Linked DNA regions of Homo sapiens: regions 2, 3, 4 and 5 are each linked to region 1. A link is a loop called in an ENCODE intact Hi-C map of the cell type or tissue named here. Cell type or tissue: B cell. All regions are shown on one strand.

Evidence for each region. Hi-C counts contacts between places; a loop is a spot of excess contacts. Peaks named below come from ENCODE experiments on the same cell type or tissue, not always from the same donor. Only the 100,000 strongest peaks of a DNase experiment are listed, where the experiment ranks them.
Region 2: it touches region 1 in a loop (18-fold over the local background); 4 of 110 quality-filtered maps call a loop at or near these places.
Region 3: it touches region 1 in a loop (19-fold over the local background); 10 of 110 quality-filtered maps call a loop at or near these places.
Region 4: it touches region 1 in a loop (29-fold over the local background); 8 of 110 quality-filtered maps call a loop at or near these places.
Region 5: it touches region 1 in a loop (12-fold over the local background); 9 of 110 quality-filtered maps call a loop at or near these places.

What each region holds. Positions count from the first base shown.
Region 1 is chr17:8,381,291-8,385,290 of GRCh38, reverse strand. RPL26 (ribosomal protein L26) reads left to right here and starts at 2,098. Exons shown (of 4, transcript NM_000987.5): 1 at 2,098-2,134; 2 at 2,976-3,148. The coding sequence starts at 2,981. RefSeq lists a silencer at 1,504-1,773 and enhancers at 1,205-1,922, 2,174-2,343, 1,923-2,640. In B cell, CTCF peaks have their summits at 1,573 and 1,780; DNase peaks (open chromatin) are centred at 778 and 1,980; H3K4me3 peaks cover 3,299 bases; H3K27ac peaks cover 3,007 bases.
Region 2 is chr17:8,996,583-9,000,582 of GRCh38, reverse strand. No RefSeq gene overlaps it. Among named protein-coding and RNA genes, the nearest start is that of NTN1, 23 kb to the left of the region's middle. In B cell, CTCF peaks have their summits at 2,195 and 2,395 (motif pointing right); a DNase peak (open chromatin) is centred at 2,382.
Region 3 is chr17:8,783,816-8,787,815 of GRCh38, reverse strand. No RefSeq gene overlaps it. Among named protein-coding and RNA genes, the nearest start is that of MFSD6L, 14 kb to the left of the region's middle. In B cell, CTCF peaks have their summits at 1,626 and 1,825 (motif pointing right); a DNase peak (open chromatin) is centred at 1,815.
Region 4 is chr17:8,892,747-8,896,746 of GRCh38, reverse strand. PIK3R5 (phosphoinositide-3-kinase regulatory subunit 5) reads left to right here. Exons shown (of 19, transcript NM_001142633.3): 6 at 3,092-3,161. Among named protein-coding and RNA genes, the nearest start is that of PIK3R6, 27 kb to the right of the region's middle. RefSeq lists enhancers at 1,607-1,806, 1,817-1,886. In B cell, CTCF peaks have their summits at 1,431 and 1,632 (motif pointing right); a DNase peak (open chromatin) is centred at 1,626.
Region 5 is chr17:8,293,735-8,297,734 of GRCh38, reverse strand. SLC25A35 (solute carrier family 25 member 35) reads left to right here and starts at 2,335. Exons shown (of 5, transcript NM_001320870.2): 1 at 2,335-3,302. The coding sequence starts at 2,928. RefSeq lists enhancers at 1,716-1,845, 2,466-2,515, 2,536-2,615. In B cell, no CTCF peak of the experiment used is centred here; DNase peaks (open chromatin) are centred at 2,044 and 2,264; H3K4me3 peaks cover 1,471 bases; H3K27ac peaks cover 1,447 bases.

The DNA of each region.
Region 1 (4,000 bases):
GCAAGGACCTGGTTCCTGGAAAACACGAGTCACGCTGCTTCACACCTCCAAGCCTTCCTTCAAGCAATTCCTACTGCCTTGTGGAGCGAATGCTAACATTCTTCCAATTCCAGTCAATGCTGACCTCACCTCAGAAGTCTTCCCTGACCCCAGAGCTCCCTTCTGCTCCTGAATCACAGAGACAGCAAGGGCAGCTGGCTCAGCGAGCACTTTTCCTGTGGTCTCGTGGCTGTTGATTCCCTTGTCTATCTTTTCTTGTAGACAGTAAACTTCCTGAAGGCACAAACTTTGACCTATTTTGCATCGCCAGTGTCTAGTTTCAGGGCTGGCCCAGGAAAGAAGCCTCATAAATATTTGTTGAAAAGAGTCGCAGCAGAGGAATTCTTGCTGAATTTTTCAGTGATGAATAAAATCTAGGGCTACTTCCTTCACAGCATATTTAAGAACACAACTATTTTTAAATCATGAAAACGCATGTTCGTTGCTGACCATCCTCTGGGCAGTCCTGACTATGAGGTTCCCACAAATTGGGGCCATATACAGTTCCCAGAAGAGGCCGGGGAGCCAGCCTGCACGGGTTCTGCTGTGACTTATGGGTCCTGTATAACCTTGCACCAAGTTCCTCTCATTTCTCTGTGGCTGAGTTGCCCAATCTGTAAAATGGGGACAATAATACCAGCAACAACAGAGCCATTTTGTGGATTAAAAGAATTCATGATGTAAAGTGTAGAGAAGAGCGTCCCCACACTCAGAAGGCTCACTACGTCTTCGGTATTCTTGTGAAACGCCTGTCCTCTGTCACTGTGACACCCGTGTCATTCATTCAGCAGAAGCCGTTCAGCGCCGGTGCCTGCTGCACTGCCGCTGCCTCAGAAACCATTTGCAGGGGCCGGGCGCGGTGGCTCACGCCTGTAATCCCAGCACTTTGGGAGGCTGAGGCGGGCGGATTGCCTGAGGTCGGGAGTTCGAGACCAGCCTGGCCAACATGGTGAACCCTCGTCTCTACTAAAACTACAAAAATTAGCCGGGCGTGGTGGCGGGCGCCTGTAATCCCAGCTACTCAGGAGGCTGAGGCAGGAGAACCCGGGAGGCGGAGGTTGCAGTGAGTGGAGATCGTGCCAGTGCGCTCCAGCCTGAGCAACAAGAGCGAAACTGTCTCAAAAAGAAGAAAAAGACACACACACACACACACACACACACACACACACACACACACACACACACACACACACACACACACGAAGAAGAAGAAAAGAAACCATTTGCAGGGAGCGCACGGCTTCCGTCTGGTCCTGAACTGGACGCAAACAGGCCGAGCATTTAGAAACCCGCGCAGCTCCCCGCACCGAGAGGCTTCCTCTCGCCTGGCTCCTTCGAAGCGTGGTCTGGACCAGCACCTCCCACAGCACTGGGGGCGCCTTGGAAACGCGGCCTTGGACCTATTTCCGCGGGGGCAGGCGGCGATCGGTGGCCCTGGTCCTCGCAAGGCCCCTCACCACCCAGAACTGAATCTCTGGCGGGCCCTGCTGTGCGGTCAGCAGACGCCCAGGTGCAGGGGCGGTGGCCGGCGTCGCGGTGGAGCTCGTTAAAGTACCGGCACGCTGGCCGCGCCCACGCCACGGGCGGGAGGGGACGGTGAGTGCAGGGACCCAGGCGACCGGCCGGCCGGCGTCCCCGCGCCTCCTGGCGGCCAGAAGCAGGGCCTGCGCTTCCCCGGCTAAGGGGTGCCGGCCCCCGCCCCGGCACCTGGGAGTGAAGGTACCAGCGGGTCTCCTGGGCGGTCTCCTGGGGCCGCTCGTTCCTTCATCACCCCCAGGGGCAGTTGGACCCTGAGCAGCCTTAGCCAATAGCCCCGGGACTACCCTTCCCAGAGGATTCAGCGGCAGCACCCGGGTCTCGGAAGGGAGACACTAGGACCTGGAGGAGGGGAGTTTTGCAATCCCTCGCAGTTCCCCTCCTAGCCACTAGGTGACACTAGCCATAAATTTATTTCCCAGTTTACTCCCCTCGCTCAAACTCCGCGCCCCTCTCGCTCCGAGAGACATAGGTCTCGCGAGATCTTTGGTAAACTTACAGAACCGGAAGCAGCGTGTAGTTCTCTTCCCTTTTGCGGCCATCACCGAAGCGGGAGCGGGTAAGGATTCGGCGGGCAAGCGGGTGTAATCAGCAGCCATCCGTTCTTGGGCATGGTGGCTTCCGACCGCGGGGACCCCGAGAGTCTCTTGTCGGCCGAGTAGCAGCCAGGAAGGAGAGACTGGGATGGTTTTTTATCTGTTGCTTTCTTAAATCAAGGGCCGCCGGGCCGGAGATGGATGGAGGGACCGGGGATTTGGGAACTCGAAAACGAGCTGAGGGAAGGGAGCCTGTGGAAATAGACTGGAGTCTGGGTAGTGTCGTTTCCTAGAGAATGGTCTCGAAGTAACTTCTCGGTAAAGTCTTCACGGAATTTCCAGACCACACTTGCCCACTGGGAGGCTTTTAGGACCCGAGACGTGTGCAGGCTTTTCCAGGTTCGGGTTGGTGGGCCTTATTCATTTTGGCGGGGCTATACGTATTCACTCTTAAGCCTGTAGAAGATGAACGTTGATTGTACCTTCTAAAACGTGAGGTTATAGTTAAGAGAATTGCGTTGTCGGTCTGCTCAGCAGAGATGTAAGTCCAGTCTTGATTTCCTCAGGCACTACTTGAGGAGTTGGGAGAGTGTAACTAAAAGGTCTTATAACTAGGACAAGTGTTTTTGATGCAAAAGTCTTTAGTCCGTAAACATATACAGAAAACACCCGAATAAAACAAAAAATAAAAAGTTTCGAGCTTCGGTTGATAGGCCCTTCCGATCAAACAGTTTTTGTTGAAGTTGCACAACATGACACTGCCTATGATCATTCTAGACTATCAAGATAAAATCATTGCGGTTATTTGTTTGGAAGCTGGATGAGATTTTGGTCATTTAAGAGTCTTTTTAACTTTTTATTTAGCCAAAATGAAGTTTAATCCCTTTGTGACTTCCGACCGAAGCAAGAATCGCAAAAGGCATTTCAATGCACCTTCCCACATTCGAAGGAAGATTATGTCTTCCCCTCTTTCCAAAGAGCTGAGACAGAAGTACAACGTGCGATCCATGCCCATCCGAAAGGATGATGAAGTTCAGGTGTGTATCCCTACTTGTTCTCGTTGTCTTGATGGATATTTTACGCACTTAGCTTAGAAGAGAGATTGCATTCCTGAGAAAGATGCTTCTGAGACTCTTGCTCCCAAAGAGTGGCAAGATGAGTTGAGCCAGGGACCAAAAAACAGTAAGTAAGCTGCTTTTCAGTTTTTAATTGTATTATTTGGTGAAAATCTTTTTTTTTTTTTTTTTTGAGATGAAGTCTCGCTCTTGTCCCCCCCAGGCTGGAGTGCAGTGGTGCCATCTCAGCTCACTGCAACCTTCGCCTCCCGGGTTCAGGCGATTCTCCTGCCTCAGCCTCCCGAGTAGCTGGGATTACAAGCGCCCGCCACCACGGCTCGGCTAATTTTTGTGTTTTTAGTAGAGGCGGGGTTTCACCATGTTGGGCAGGGTGGTCTCGAACTCATGGCGTCAGGTGATCAGCCCGCCTCAGCCTCCCAAAGTGCTGGGATTACAGGCGTGAGCCACCGCGCCCGGCTGAGATGGGGTCTCACTCTTACCCAGACTGGAGTGCAGTTGCGTGGTCATGGCTCTTGTGGGCTCAAGTGATGCTCCCATGTAGGACCTTTTTTTTGTTTCTGTAGAGAGGGGTCTCACTTTACTGCCCAGATTGGTCTCCAACTCCTGGGGATCCTGCCCGAAAATCAGTTTCCTCAAACGTCAGATGATGTGACCATAATTAGGTGACATAATCAGAACATTGCTTTGGGATTAATCCTTTTATCAATATATTGTGACTACCCAACAGGCTCATTTTGCCTGCTGTCCAGATAGAGCCGATTTATCTAGACAGGAATTGCAATAGAGAAAGAGTTTAATTCATGCAGAGCCAGA
Region 2 (4,000 bases), 620 kb before region 1:
AGTGTGACCTTGAGATAGTTTCTTATTCTCTTAACACGTTCGTTGCTTCTCCTATAAAATGAACAAATTGGACCACATGGTTGTTGTGGTACCATCCAGCTTCAATAGGCTGGGTGTTTATTTGCCTATGATTAAAAAGCAACAGCCCTGCCACAATGAAAAACCAATTCACAATGATTAGGATGGCTGTAATAAAAAAGACAGATAATAACAAGTGTTGGCGAGGATATAGAGAAATTGGAACCCTTATACCTCGTTGGTAAGAATGTAGACTGGTGCAGCCATTGGAAATACTCTGGCAGTTCCTCAAAGGTTAAATGTAAAGTTACATATTTACATATGACCCAGCAACTGCAATGCTAGGAATACATCCAAAAGAAATGAAAACACATGTCCACACAAAAACTTATACACAAATGTTCATAACAGAATTATTCACAATAGCCGTAAACTGGAAACAACCCAAATGTCCATCAACTAATGATTGGATAAATATAATGCAATATATCCATACGATGGAATATTATTCAGCCATTAAGAAGAATAAAGAATTGATACATGCTGCAAAGTGGATGAACCTTGAAAACATTATGCTAAGTGAAAGGAGCCAGTCAAAAAATACGACTGTGGGCCGGGTGCAGTGGCTCATGCCTGTAATCCCAGCACTTTGGGAGGCCGAGGTGGGTGGATCACGAGGTCAAGAGATCGAGACCATCCTGGTCAATATGGTTAAACCCCACCTCTACTAAAAAATACAAAGATTAGCTGGGCACGGTGGTGCGCGCCTGTAGTCCCAGCTACTCAGGAGGCTGGGGCAGGAGAATCTCTTCAACCTGGGAGGCGGAGGTTGCAGTGAGCCGAGATCACGCCATTGCACTGCAGCCTGGCGACACAGCGAGACTCCATCTCAAAAAAACATACAAACAAACAACAACAACAACAAAAAAAAATTGTATGGTTCCAGTTATAATGAAATGTCCAAAATAGGCAAATCCATAAAGACACAAAGTAGATTTGTGGTTGCCAGGGCTAGAGATAGGAGTTGGGGGTAACGGGGAATGAATTCTAATAGTAACCTGGTTTCCTTTAGGGGTGATAAAATTGATTACAGTGATGGTTGCAGAACTCTGTGAATATATTAAAAACAATTGAATTGTAAATTTTAAATGGATGAATTTTATGGTATATGAATATCTCAACACAGATGTTATATAAATAAAAATACTTATTGAACATTCAATACCTGTCAGGTCCTGGGGTAAATACTGGTGACACAGAAGTGAACAGGGAATGTGTACTTTTCCTTCACGAAGCTTGCAACATAATTAGGGATTCAGCCATTCTAGAGCCCTTCATTGCCAAAAGAATGAAACACCCTCCTCACACAGTAGGCACAAAGATTGCCATGGTCCATACAATGGCAAGACTCTTCTAGATCTTACCATGTCCTAATACTAGGTACTCTCTTTCTAGTCCTCCTCTTCTTCTTTTTTTTTTTTGAGATGGAGTTTCGCTCTTGTTGCCCAGGCTGGAGTGCAATGGAGCAATCTTGGCTCACTGAAATCTCTGCCTCCTGGGTTCAAGCGATTCATCTGCCTCAGCCTCCCGAGTAGCTAGGATTACAGGCATGCGCCACCACGCCCAGCTAATTTTGTATTTTTAGTAGAGACAGGGTTTCTCCATGTTGGTCAGGTTGGTCTCGAACTCCCGACCTCAGGTGATCCGCCCACCTTGGCCTCCCAAAGTGCTGGAATTACAGGTGTGAGCCACTGAGCACACCATCCTTTCTCTCTGTCTTTGTAACCCTACTGCCCTGAAAGAGATGGCTGAAGGCAGCCCTATGTTCACAGTACAGCCTTTGACTCTCAGAATAGTGTCTCCCAAGAGAGCAGCTACTTGCAAGTCCATAGCAGACTGATTAATTTTTTAATTGTATTATTATTTTTTGAGACAGGGTCTCACTCTGTTATCCAGGCTGGAGTGCAGTGCTGCAATCTCAGCTCACTGCAACTTCCATCTCAGGGCCCAAGTGATCCTCCCACCTCAGCCTCCAAAGTAGCTGGGACTACAGCTGTGTGCCACCATGCCCAGCTTATAGCAGGGTGATTAAAAGCAGCAACTGTGGAGCCAGTCCACTAGGCTTCAAATCCCAGCTCTGCCTCTCTACTCACTACTTGCCTCGGTTTCCTCATGGGCAAAAAGGAGATAACAGTGACTATATGTCATAAAGATTTTGTGAGTTCTGCAGGAGTTAATGCACTTATAGGCACCCTATAAGTGCATTAGCTGATAATATTCATGTTATTATTGCCTACCCATCTGCAAATGAAGGTGCCTCAACCCATCTCACCGATCTGCTACTTTCCCGTAGTCCACCAGGTGGCGCAGGCGCACCACCTCGGGCAACAAAAATGGCCCCCAGGTGGCTCGCACAGTAAATGCTGGGCTTGGAGAAACGATACAAATAGTTTGCTAGTGATGTGGGTCCATCTGTGAGTTATATATAACGATATCAACTATAATGGAACAAATTTTTTCTAATCAGCTCCACTCACTAAAAAAAGTTTTCTTCTATTTAGAGAAAATAGTGGATGTCTACAAATAAAGGGCATGGTTTGGGTAAAGCGTTAGCTCCATGTGGACTCATGTACTGCCATCCAACCAAGGCAGTGATGCACCTGTCTGAGTTTTTCCACAGCATCATCCTCTTTTTTTGTAACAAATATTCTATAACACACCCTTGGCTGGGCGCGGTGGCTCACGCCTGTAATCTCAGCACTTTGGGAGGCCGAGGCAGGCAGATCACTTCAGGTCAGGAGTTTGAGAACAGCCTGGCCAACTTGGTGAAACCCCAACTCTACTAAAAATACAAAAATTAGCCAGGCGTGGTGGCGGGCACCTGTAATCCCAGCTACTTGGGGGCTGAGGCAGGAGAATCGCCTGAACCCGGGAGACAGAGGTTGCAGTGAGCCAAGATTGCGCCACTGCACTCCAGCCTGGACGACAGGGCGAGACTCCATCTCAAAAAAATAAATAATTAAAAACAATAAAATATATAACACACCCCTTTATCATATTGCCTTCCAACATCCATAATTTCCTCCACTATATCAACACAATATGAAGAAGAAGAAGCCAAGTATAATAAAATAACATGGGCTGGGCACAGTGGCTCACACCTGTAATCCCGTCATTTTTGGGAGGCCGAGGCAGGTGGATTGCTTGAGGTCAGGAGTTCGAGATCAGCCTGGACAACATGGTGAAACCCTGTCCCTACTAAAAATACAAAAAATTAGCCGGATGTGGTGGCACACACCTATAGTCCTAGCTACTCAAGAGGCTGAGGCAGGAGAATCACTTGAACAAGGGAGGCAGAGGTTGCAGTGAGCCGAGATTGTGCCACTGCACTCCAGCCTGGGTGATAGAGTGAGGCTCCGTCTCAAAAATAAATAAATAAAATAAAATAACACACATTCCAATATGTAAATGCTTGGGCACAACTATGTTAGATGACATATTGAAGTAGTCAGCTGCTTGCACCTAGGTGTAGCATTACCAAGAACACCATAGTAACAAATGAGGTCTGATAGAGATGTGTTGCTCTGGTAATTCCAACACCTAGAGCACCTAGAGTGGCATTGCCCCAGGTAACGTGATTTTCCAAAGTAGGCAACAGCACTTGGTAAAGTTGCCTTCCTGGAAACTGCAGTGTATGTTAAAATTGTGAAAACCTAACCAAACCAAACCTTTGTGTACATAAACAAAATAAAGGTAGGCTCTGAGCACAGATTATATTTTATCTACATGAATATCCAGTGGGGTATCTAAAAGTTGTAGGGGAAGGCTGACAACCCTTTCCTGTGCACAATGGTTGCTTACATGCATTGACGACATATAGTACCTCTGGTCCCTGACAACTAAATGGTAGTAGTGACTGCCAATCACTATGACAGCCAAAGCCACGACCCCCCAAATCTCTAAATGAACAATAGCATCTCCA
Region 3 (4,000 bases), 400 kb before region 1:
AGAGCCCGGGAGCCCATGAAGCCATCCATCCAAAACCTGAAACCAAAGCTCAGATCATAAGAATTATAGACAATACAGGCCGGGTGCGGTGGCTCACGCCTGCAATCCCAGCACTTTGGGAGGCCAAGGCCGGCGGATCATGAGGTCAGGAGATGGAGAGCATCCTGGCTAACACAGTGAAACCCTGTCTCTACTAAAAATACACACACACACACACACACACACAATTAACCAGGCGTGGTGGCGGGTGCCTGTAGTCCCAGCTACTCAGGAGGCTGAGGCAGGAGAATGGCGTGAACCCGGGAGGCGGAGCTTGCAGTGAGCTGAGATCGCGCCACTGCACTCCAGCCTGGCAGCCTGGGCGACAGAGCGAGACTCCTTCTCAAAGAAAAAAAAAAAGAATTATAGACAATACAGCAAAAACTCCTCATCTGCTAGCTTCCTTCTACAATTGCTGACTGTCACTGAGACCAGAAGCCCTGCCACTTGGTGATGTTTGTGATGTGGAGCAAAGCAGAAGGCATGCTCAGCATCCACTGGCTTTCCACAGCCATGTTCATGAAACCTTTATCTTTTTGCTAGCCTGGCTGTGAAATGGCTTGGAGACATGAGGCTCCACTGGACTGAAGTTCTTTCCAATCCTGGGAGCCTGCGGTGCACGACAGAAACGTGACTGGTGAGGTGTTGCTGTGGTTTGAATATTTGTCCCCTCCAAAACTCATGTTGAAATTTAATCCTCTATGTGACAGTATTGAGAGGTGGGACCTTTAAGAGGTGAATGGTTCATGAGGATGCTGCCATCATGGATAAGTGAATGGGTTAATGAATTAATGGGTTATTATAGGAGTGGGGCAGGTGGCTTTATAAAGAGAGAGACCTGAGCTAGCATGCCTAGCCCCCTCGCCACGTGAGGCCCTGCAACACTTCGGGACTCTGCAGAGAGTCCTCAGCCTGAAGGCCCTCACCAGATGTGGCCCCTTCACCTTGGACTTCTCAGCCTCCGTAACTTTAAGAACTAAATTCCTTTTCTTTCTAAATTACCCAGTTTCAGGTATTCCATTATAAGCAACAGAAAACGGACTAAGACAGTTGTCATCTGCTACAGAAGTAAAACTTAAAATATGACCCCTGGGCAAGTCACTTACCCCACTGGGTCTCAGCTCCCATGTCTGAAAAATGAGGGCCTTGGTCTCTGTGACCTTCTAAGTTTGTGCCTCTCGGCCTTGACGTGATTCCCTCCTTTGGGCCAAGGGCACACCAGCCCTTCTCACCCTGCAGAATAGCATAGCATTCTGGAACCCGAGAGATGCTGGGGCCTGGAATGAAGGTTCATCTCCTTCCCCAGAACCTGGCAGAAAGTTCCTGGTCTGTGTGCAGAAGGACCACATTGAGCCAAGACACCAGCCCTATAGGCCAATCGATCTGCCCTCAAAGCCAGGGTCTAGGGAGTGGTGGGATGAGCCAGAGGGGGCAATCTGTGGTGACTGGAACTTGGTGTCTGGTCGAGGCCTGCAGCATGGGGGGCTACTGCGGAAGGCAGAGGTCTGGGTAGGCACCTTCAGGGCGGGGCACCTTCCTATTGGCACTCAACGTTCCCTTTAGCTTTGTTCATGTCGACCCCCATAGGCTGCAGTTTTGGACACTTGCATCCCCTCTGCCCTTTGCAAGGGGCAGGCCACGCTCTTGGGACTGGAAAGCTATTTTCTGCCTCCACACGGGGGTGGAATGGCTGTAAGCGGGGACTGAAGAGGACTTCTGAAAGCAAACCGGGACAGGAAGGGAGAGGATTCGACCAGGGGTTCCGAAGCTCTCCACCAGGGAGCGCCAAACACAAGGGAAAACTAGCGTCCCTCTTCATTGGGCAAACCTGGTCCCTATTCCCTTCCCAAAGCTGCAGCTCAGGATGAGGCCGGCAACCTGAAGGCCCTTTAGTTCTTGGAGCTTGGAATTACAGAAAACCCCGAGGATCAGGTGCTGCTGCTGAGCTGGCTTTGTGAGAGACAGGAGGCGAGGCCAGGGTCTGGGAAAAGGGAGCAGCTGCAAAGGCTTCCAGTGGAATTGGCAGATCAGCCTGGCCAGCCCAGACAGCCTCTGGCAGCCTTTCCTGAGGATATGGACGACCCTGATGCTACTTTTGTCTTGATCAGTGTAAATGTGAAGAAACAGGATAAATAGCTGCATGTACTTTTTGAGTTTCCTAGGGCTGCCGAGGGACCACCTGAGGTCAGAGTCACAATAATAAAACCAATTTCACAGACCCTCACCTCCTGCTCCTCAGCCCCATCCCCTTCCAAGCCTGGCTGCCCAAATCTCATCAGTGTATATTCCAGTGCCTGCAGAGAGAGGCTCACAAGGATTTACAAATAAGTCCTATCTCACCAGGCACTCACTGGATCTCTGTCACCATGGAAGAGATGAGAAGATTCCAAGAAAATTCCAAGACCCTCCACTATCATATCAACATGTTACAATTTTCCTCTTTCAGGAAGCATGTGGCATCCAGAAACAGTGCTTCTTCCTATTGTTCTTGGCAAATTACATCAAAATCTGTGTGCTCTTAGCCCAGAAAAGAGATGACACTTCCAGGAAGGAGAGAATATAGCACCTGCTTTTGGCTAAAGCCCCTCTTCTCCAAGGTTGTACTGGCAGGTTTTCTAAATTTTGATTAGAGAATAGTGAGAAGCTTGCCCTTGGAGAGGTGAGTTAGGTAAGAGAGCTATGATTGGATGTCACCACTGAACCTACCTGAAATGAGGTAAGAGAGTTGGGAATGGATCCCACCAGAGGCCCATCATTTTTATGGCAAGTCATAAGAGGGATCTGAATGTCTCCCCCCATGACAATAGCTGTCCCATCTTGCCTTGGAGCTTGGCTGTCAGCAGCAAATAAACCTCACTGTGTCTGTCCCTGGGACTAGCGAGTCAGACCAACTCAGGGGCTCAAGGTGTTTGGATATTTGAAGAAGTCTTGCCTTCCACAGAAGACCAGAGGTTGTGTGGTGATATCTGAATTTTGCTTAGCATTGTCTTGAACAGGAACTAAAGAAACATTTCAAGAAGAAAACAATTGCTTTTAAAAACTTAACTCTTCTTTGTCATTTGGTGCTCAGAAATCTTTGTCTCATTGCAAACAAAAGAAACTAAGTAAGGGCAGTCTTGGAAAGAAGACGCACCAGGTACCATTACTGCAGTCATACTGAGGCCCACCACCACCACGACTACCACCAATGGAAACGAGAGATGGGGTTCAGATGTGGATGACAAAGATGTGGATGACAAAGGTCTAGCATCAAAGGACAAAATCAACAGAAGTGAAGAGGCAACCTATGGAATGGGAGAAAATATTAGCAAATCATACATCTGATAAGGTGTTAATATGCAGAATATATGAAGAACTCTTAAAACTCAACAACAAAAAAACAAACAACCTGATTTTTAAATGGGCAAAGTACTTAAATAGACATTTCTCTAAAGAAAATATACAAAAGACCAGCAAGCTCATGAAAAGATGCCCAACATCACTAATCATTAGGGACATGCAAACCAAAACCACAATGAGATACCATCTCTCACACTCATTAGGATGGCTGCTATGAAAAACAAACAAAAAACGAACAACAACAACAAAAAAAAAACAGGCCAGGCACTGTGGCTGGCTTGTAATCCCAGCACTTTGGGAGGCCAAGTTGGGCTGATCCCTTGAGGTCAGGAGTTCACCTGGCCAACATGGTGAAACCCAGTCTTTACTAATAATACAAAAATTAGCTGGGCCTGGTGGCACACACCTGTAATCCCAGCTACTCAGGAGGCTGAGGCAGCAGAATCACTTGAACCTAGGAGGCAGAGTTTGCAGTGAGCAGAGATTGGACCACTGCACTCCAGCCTGGGTGACGGAATGAAACTGTGTCTCAAAAAATAATAATAATAATAATAAGTGTTGACAAGGATGGAGAAATTAGAACACTATGAACTGTTGATGGGAAAGTAAAATAGTGCAACCA
Region 4 (4,000 bases), 510 kb before region 1:
TAATACCAGTGCTTGCTTGATGGCAGATGTAGTGATTTTCCTGTGTCCTGGATCTTCACAGTCTGCTGTTCTGTGCAGGATCCCCATCTATTTGCAACTTTGAAAAAGAGTGGAAGCTTTGATGGGTGAACAAGGCTTAATGGCGAAGGGCCTTGGACACCTGGGCCAGGAGTTTGAACTTCACTATGAGTGTGTTCTGCCCACTCACCCCGTTCTTCGCCTGTATGGGGTGACTTCTCTCAATTTCTTACTTGCTAGAGCCTGACGTAGGAACAACCCAGGCAAGATTTTTGTTTAGCCCTTGCACCAATCTTGATCTAAGAAGCTAAACTCAGAAAGTTGTTTCCATCTGCTAAGGTGACCAAGAAAGGGTGTGATCTAAGATCAAAGGGAGAGAGGTGTCTGTGGATCTGAGGCTCCCCAGTGCAGCCTCCCTGTTTGGGGAGTGGAGGGTGGAGTTAAGGGTGGTCTCGAAACTGACATTGCACACCCCACTTAGCATTCATGGCCTCCCTGGCATCACCAGGTAACATTGTGAAAACCAAGCCCATGGAGGGTGCTGGGAGATATTTCCAACCTCACAGCACATACCAGCAAATGGGGACTCGGCAGTACAATCTCTAAGCCAGGCTCAAAGGAGTCAGTCTGTACAAAAGCTTATATTATCAAAGCCTCCTCCACATTGCACAGTCTTTTCTAATGTGTTCCCAGCTCAGGCCCCAGCCCACCAGTTAATTACCCCAAAACCCCACACCCCATGCTAAGCAGGGAGGTCCATTACCAAGAGAGGCCAAGGAAGGGGGTTGATGGTGTTTTGGGGGTGAGGGCGGGAGTTTATCTGATGATCATAGGTTCTGCTTGGGAACTGTTGGTACCTTGGGTATTCAGCACCAGCCAAACAACTCTGAAAATCACTCTCTCTGGGTCAGAGTGTGCCAAGAGGCACAGGTATCCTCCTAAATATCCCCCATTAAAGCAACGGGACACATAGAGCAACAGTCGCGTGGAGTCCACGTAGCTCATACGAAGCAGCTTCTGATTCTAACTGTAGCACAATCCTAAAATGAGACTAAGGCACACGAATATAGATGTTAGAGACTGCTCCTCATCCTAGAGACAAGAGGAGACGAAGGAGCTTCAAGGAGAAGGTTGTCAACAGTACCAAGCACTCCAAAACAAAAGTTCAAGCAGCGTGAGGATGAGGTTGGGCCGTTGGGTATGGGGACGGGGAAAATGTTGCCAAGCTTCAGGAGAGCAGGGTCAGGAGGGCAGAGGGGTTGGAAGCCAATGGCTGGGCGTGTTGGAAGAAAGCTGATGTGGAGGGAGAGCGACGTCAGAGTCTACTGCTTCCTGGAGTATGACCGCCTGGATGTCCTTGGTCAACAGAGGCAGAAGTGGCGGTGAAGAAATGGGGTCAGCGGGGTGTGGGTTAATGTTAAAAGCATTAAACAGTAAAAGAAAAGAGAAATAAGGTCAAGAGAAGATTTTGCGTATCTATGTGTTTTATGGTCAGGGAGATGGGGAATATCTGTTTGTCTCCGCTATGGTAGCTATGGTATTATGTAGAGGTGGTTGGAGAGCGGGTGAGGATCTCTTCTCTGTAATGCACGTGAGTGGCCACCAGATGGTGTCCCAAGTCCTGATGTAATAGCCACTGTGTCAAGGACTTATCTGGCAAAATGGACCAAACGTTAACTTCTAAATATGCGATGATTACATAAAGTAAACATCACGCAAAAGGCCAAAAATCAAAGCAATTAGGTCCCAAGTTAGAAGAGCATTATGTGGTAATTTTCTGCCTTTTACTAAAGGAACCTCACAGCCTTTCTATTTATAGCTGTCTTTAAACCCCAACCCCCGCCCTACCCCGCCCCCGAGACTTGCACTTCTGAGGGGACGTCCTGCAGGTTCCCAGCTCAGTCCCAGTTCAGAGTGGCCCTGCTCTCGATGGGGACTGCCCTGGGCCTATTTCCAAGCTATGACAAGAAGGCGACCCACCCCGCTGGGTCCCCAGCCCCTGCTCTGTGAGGGAGTGAACTCCCGCTTTCTGTTTCATCTCCTTGTCATGGTGGAAACAGAACTGAATGCACACTGTAAAGCGACTACTGTGCACAACAGAGTCAAGCTGCAGAAACAAAAGGAAAACCTTTGGTGTGTTTCTTCTCAGCATTTGGAAGTCAGAGGAGACAGAGAGGGGGAAGGGCCAGGGAGAAAGGGGATGCGGGCTGGGAGAGGAGCCTGGGATGCAGATGCCTCAGAGCACGGAGGACGCCAGGCCAGACCACAGTCCTTCCCGATCCCCGGACTCCAGGCAGAGACGGGGAGGTGCAGGTGGGGAAACTCGAAACCCACTGCCTGGCTGGAGCTAAGGCAAAGTGGATGGGCTGAGAGGTGCCTGGCATAGCGGGAAGGCACCCCGGACCGGGAGAGGGGGCAGCGGCAGGGACCGAGGAGTAGCCCTGCGGCACAAGACGGGGCAGCCTCCTGGGCCCAGGTTCTGCCTCCTGCGATGCTCCGCCTCCCAGTCTCTGAAGAGAGAAACTTTAAGTTGGTCAAGCCATGGTGGGGCCTGGGAATCATAGACTGTTAAAGGCCTCAGAGGCCACGGATCTAATCTGGCCCTTCCCAGGAGAAACTGAGGCCCAGGGCTAAAGTGACCTGGCCAAGGCCACGCAGAAGAGCTGGAATAGAACTCAGGCTTCCGACACGGGCTCTCACCCTGGATCTCTTTCTCTCCAGCTAGGCTGCCTCCAAGCCTGGAGCCGGGACCTGAGCCACAAGGGGAGTGGAAAGCTCTTAGGAAGGGAGGGCAGTCAGAGAGGCCACGGGAATCCAGAGGACAGCGAGGCCCAGGACCGAGTTTTGGTGTTGGAGGTGGAGGTGGGGATATGACTCGTGAGGTGTAAAAGGACGCATAGAAGCAAACTGCTAGGCACCCTGGAGGGTCCACAGAACAGCTTCTCTGCAGGTTCGCCTGAGCTCCATCCGGGAATTTCCAACCTGATTGTCCAGTGCTTGGCTCCCCACGAGGCACACGGACGATGCTGAAGGAACTGATCAGCCCATGAACTCTTTTCTTCTTGACCCACAGGGATCTCCTACCAGAGACTGGTGAGGGCTGAGCAGGGCCTGCCCATCAGGAGTCACCGCAGCTCCACCGTGTGAGTGCTCTTGGGGGACGGAGAAACAGTGGGGAGGGAGTTTGGGACCCCTGCACTGTTCCACCTTCACCCTCCTCCCCCACTCAAACATCCAGTGCCCCCACCCCCTGTCCACCCCAGCCAGCAACAAACAGGCTTCCAGGGAACTGGGAACCCCCTGGCACTGCTGGTGATATTTTGTGTCCAGGTGTGTTTTTCTAGGCTGACGGTCTTTCACCAGATTCTTAAAGAGGTCTGTATCAATTATGCCAGGTGTTAGGCACACAGTTCCCCCACTTTCATTATTTTCAGATGAGGAACTGGAGGTCAGAGAGGTCAAGCAACTTCCCCAAGGTCACACAGCGAGCAAGGGTACGAGCCAGAATTTAACCCTCAGGCTTATTCAGAAGCCCATGATATTTCCACAATCTCCTTCTGTCTGTTACTAAAACAGTGTTTCCAAACTTTTTTGACCAGGACCTATAAGAAAAATCCATTTTATATGACAGCCTGATACACAAACACACACACACACACACACACACACACACACACACACAGCTGAAATGAAATGTATCCTGGTTACATAGGATGAGCTCTGTTCTATTCTATTTCATTTAAGAAACAAATTTGGCTCCCCAGATGATTTCATTACCCACTCCTGTGTCCTGACCTGCAGTTTGAAAAGCACTAGAGAGGGGGTGCCCATTAGGAGGACCCTCTGCAGGCCTTGAAGAGTTGGGTGCTGTCTCACCTTGACATGTTGGGAGCCCAGGGACCCCGGCCTTCACCACCTCAGAAATTATAGGCCCCCGGCCCTCCTCATTCCCAGCCCCAGGGGTTCACTTCCCACTCACTCC
Region 5 (4,000 bases), 88 kb after region 1:
AATTAAGTAAATAGATGGCAAATTATGGAAGCCAGGTTTCTCACAGTTGGGGTGGGAGTTTAGATAAACAAGGGAGGTGGCTAGAATGATCCATGTAGTAATGGATTAAAGTTGGAGACATCAGTATGAATTCATGCTTAGCTTAATATAGATATGGATGGTTATATATGGAAATACATGTTTGTGTATATACGTGGGTTAGTATACACACATATATTTCCTTGCTTTCTCAGATGTGAGGGTCCAGAAGCAATGATACCTCAAAAGCAACAAGCACACCTAGGGCCCAGATCTTGGATTCTAAAACCATTTGCCAATAAAAGAAAATAGGGGTCCTTGGAGAAATGGCTGATTGCAGGACTGTGGCAGGAAATACACAAAATGAGCCTGGAGCATTTTATAGTACCAGAAAGTAAGGTGACACTAAATAAAAACAAGGTTTTAATTAAAATACCAATGATGACAACAACACTGATGGGACTCTTATTTTTCTCCCTGGTTGAGGATTGACCGCCATCATGAATGACTTAGTAACTATCTGAACTAGGAAGTTCATGATCAACTGACTACATACTTCAGGAGGAACAAATGGTTATTGAGGTCCTTCACCCTGGGAAGACAACAGTACCTAAGACAGAAATTCAGGAAAAACTAGCCAAAATGTATGAGACTACACTAGATGTCATCATCTTTGTTTGTTTTTGTTTGTCTTTATGAGATGGAGTCTCCGTCTGTCACCCAGGCTGGAGTGTAGTGGCGCAATCTCGGCTCACTGCAACCTCTGCCTCCTGGGTTCAAGTGATTCTCCTGCCTCAGCCTCCCGAGTAGCTGGGATTACAGGTGCCTGCCACCACACCCGGCTAATTTTTGTAGTTTTAGCAGAGACAGGGTTTCACAATGTTGGCCAGGCTGGTCTCAAACTCCTGACCTCATGTGATCTGCCTGCCTCTGCCTCCCAAAGTGCTGGGATTACAGGCGTGAGCCACCACGCCTGGCCTCATCTTTGTATTTGGATTCAGAACTCATTTTGGTGGTGGCAAGACAACTGGCTTTGGCATGATTTATGATTCACTGGATTATGCAAAGAAAAATAAACCCAAATGCTGACTTCCAAGACATGGCCTGGATGAGAAGAAAAGAACTCAAGAAAGCAATGAAAGGAACACAAGACCAGAATGAAGAAAGGGGGACTGCAAAGGACAGTGTTGGTGTGGCAAAAAGCCAAAGGAGTAAAGATGCTACAGTAACATCTGTGGCCACTGTGGATTTTTCACAAGATTTATAAACTAAAAACTTTTGTGTGCAAAAAAAAATGGATGGGGGTATGCTAAAGAGACACAGGAGCCAACGGAAACAGCTCTCAAAGGCCAAAGCTAGAACGAAATTAGCTAGAAAATAAATATGAAGTATATTGGATTATAACCCAAAGTATAAATGTCCATGAGTCCATACTGATTAAATAAATGGTTGAATAAATAATGGAGGAGTAGAGACAAATATCTCATATGAAAGAACTCCAGGCCAGGGATGGTGGCTCACGCCTGTAATCCCAGCACTTTGGGAGGCTGAGGCGGGTGGATCACGAGGTCAGGAGATCGAGACCATCCTGGCTAACACGGTGGTCTCTATTAAAAATACAAAAAATAAGCCGGGCGTGGTGGCGGGCACCTGTAGTCCCAGCTACTTGGGAGGCTGAGGCAGGAGAATGGCGTGAACCCGGGAGGCGGAGCTCTCAGTGAGCTAAGATCGCGCCACTGCACTCCAGCCTGGGCGACAGAGCGAGACTCCGTCTCAAAAAAAATAAAAAATAAAAATAAAGAGCCTAAGGACTAAGGATTTAATTAACCAAGCACCAACCCGTGCAGCCTCAGGAGACTGGTCCCGCAGCGCAAGTGTGTCCCTCTACCCCCCGCAAGCCGGGCCGCGTCTTCCTGGCTCTCCTGGCGCCGGCACCGAGCAGGGCGTGGACCTGAACTTATGTGACCCCACCCGGTCACAACCCGGGGTAGGAAGCTAAAGCCGTCCGCCCACCCGAGGGGCGGTCCCAGCACCCCAGTGGGGGACTGCTGCGCTCGGCCTCTGTGTTCGATCGGGAACCCAGGTCTCTTCCCTGCCAATAACAAAACCGCCGCGTCCCGGGCCTCCCTTCCGGAGCCGGAGTCGGCGGCCGAGCGCTGGTGGCGGAGCCTGGACAGTTAATTCCAACCGCCTCCGGGTGATTCCGGGGACAGGAGCGCCGAGAGCTCCTCCCTTTGGCCGCGGAGCCGGCTCGGCGCTGATTGGCTGAGGGCCTCGGTTGTGGCTCTTGAAGGCTCCCCATTGGCCCCGCGCTCCAGTGGCAGGAGTGTGGCGGCCCGGCCTCCGCAGGCTACCCGGGGTTGAAGCTACTGCGAGCTCCGGTGGCTGCCTGGGGACGCTCAGGGACGCTCATTCCTGGCCAGAGTCCTGACTTCTTTCTCGGATCGAGATCTCGTTGCTGGCTCGAGGAAATCACCGGCTCTTCTCCCGGATCCTTTTCTTCTCTCACTTGCTGGCTTTCTTCTTCCTGCCTCCCTGGCTTCCATCTCCCAACCCCGCGATTCCCTCCTCTACTCCCGTGCTCCCGTCGCCCGCCATCCTGAGCCATCCCACCTGCAACCTTCTGTCTTTTGCCCCTCCTTGACCTCAGAGGGTCCTGCCTTAAGCTTCTCACCAGAATCTCCTAGATTTCTATCTCTTCCCTGCTTGCCAGCTCTTGACTCCCAAATTCCAGCTGACGTTTGACCACTTGACATTTGACCCTGACACCCTTGACTGCAAATCTAAATTCTTATCTTCTGCAACCTGTACTGCTGAAACAGGCCTTCCCCCTGTCTTCCAACCCCGCTTTCTGACACCCATTTTTACTTTCTTACTCTTGGGTCAGTTCCTGCTACAGCTATCCCACCATGGACTTCTTGATGAGTGGCCTGGCAGCCTGCGGGGCCTGTGTATTCACCAATCCCCTGGAGGTGGTGAAGACCAGGATGCAGTTGCAAGGAGAACTGCAGGCCCCTGGCACATACCAGCGGCACTACCGAAATGTCTTCCATGCCTTCATCACCATCGGCAAGGTGGATGGCCTTGCTGCCCTGCAGAAAGGCCTGGCCCCCGCCCTCTTGTACCAGTTCCTGATGAATGGCATCCGACTGGGCACCTATGGGCTGGCTGAGGCTGGGGGCTACCTGCACACAGCCGAAGGCACCCACAGTCCTGCCCGCAGCGCAGCAGCTGGGGCCATGGCTGGGGTCATGGGAGCCTACTTGGGGAGCCCCATCTACATGGTAAGAAGAGGGCTCTTGCCTGGGACCTTCAGGGCAGATCCTCGTTGTAGGATAGGAGCTGTTCTTTCCCAAGGGCATAGGTGGCAGAGTGCTGCCCCACTGCAAGCAGGGAAAGGCATCAGGAAAGTGCTGGTAGGCTTCGGAGTCTTCTGATCTGCCCTATACACACCCATCTGATGGACACGATTGAATGTATTGATTAAGATTATGGGCTTTGGGGCCGGGTGCAGTGGTTCACACCTGTAATCCCAGCACTTTGGGAGGCCAAGGCGGGCGGATCACGAGGTCAGGAGATGGAGACCATCCTGGCTAACACAGTGAAACCCCGTCTCTACTAAAAATACAAAAAATTAGCCGGGTGCGGTGGTGGGCGCCTGTAGTCCCAGCTACTCGGGAGGCTGAGGCAGGAGAATGGCATGAACCCGGGAGGCGGAGCTTGCAGTGAGCCGAGATCCGGTCACTGCACTCCAGCCTGGGCCACAGAGCAAGGCTACGTCTCACAAAAAAAAAAAAAAAAGATTATGGGCTTTGGAATCAGACTTTCTGGAACTAAAATCCTGGCTTTGAAAATTACTAGTTGTTGGCCGGGCGCGGTGGCTCACGCCAGTAATCCCAGCACTTTGGGAGGCCGAGGCGGGCGGATCACGAGGTCAGGAGATGGAGACCATCCTGGCTAACACGGTGAAACCCCGTCTCTA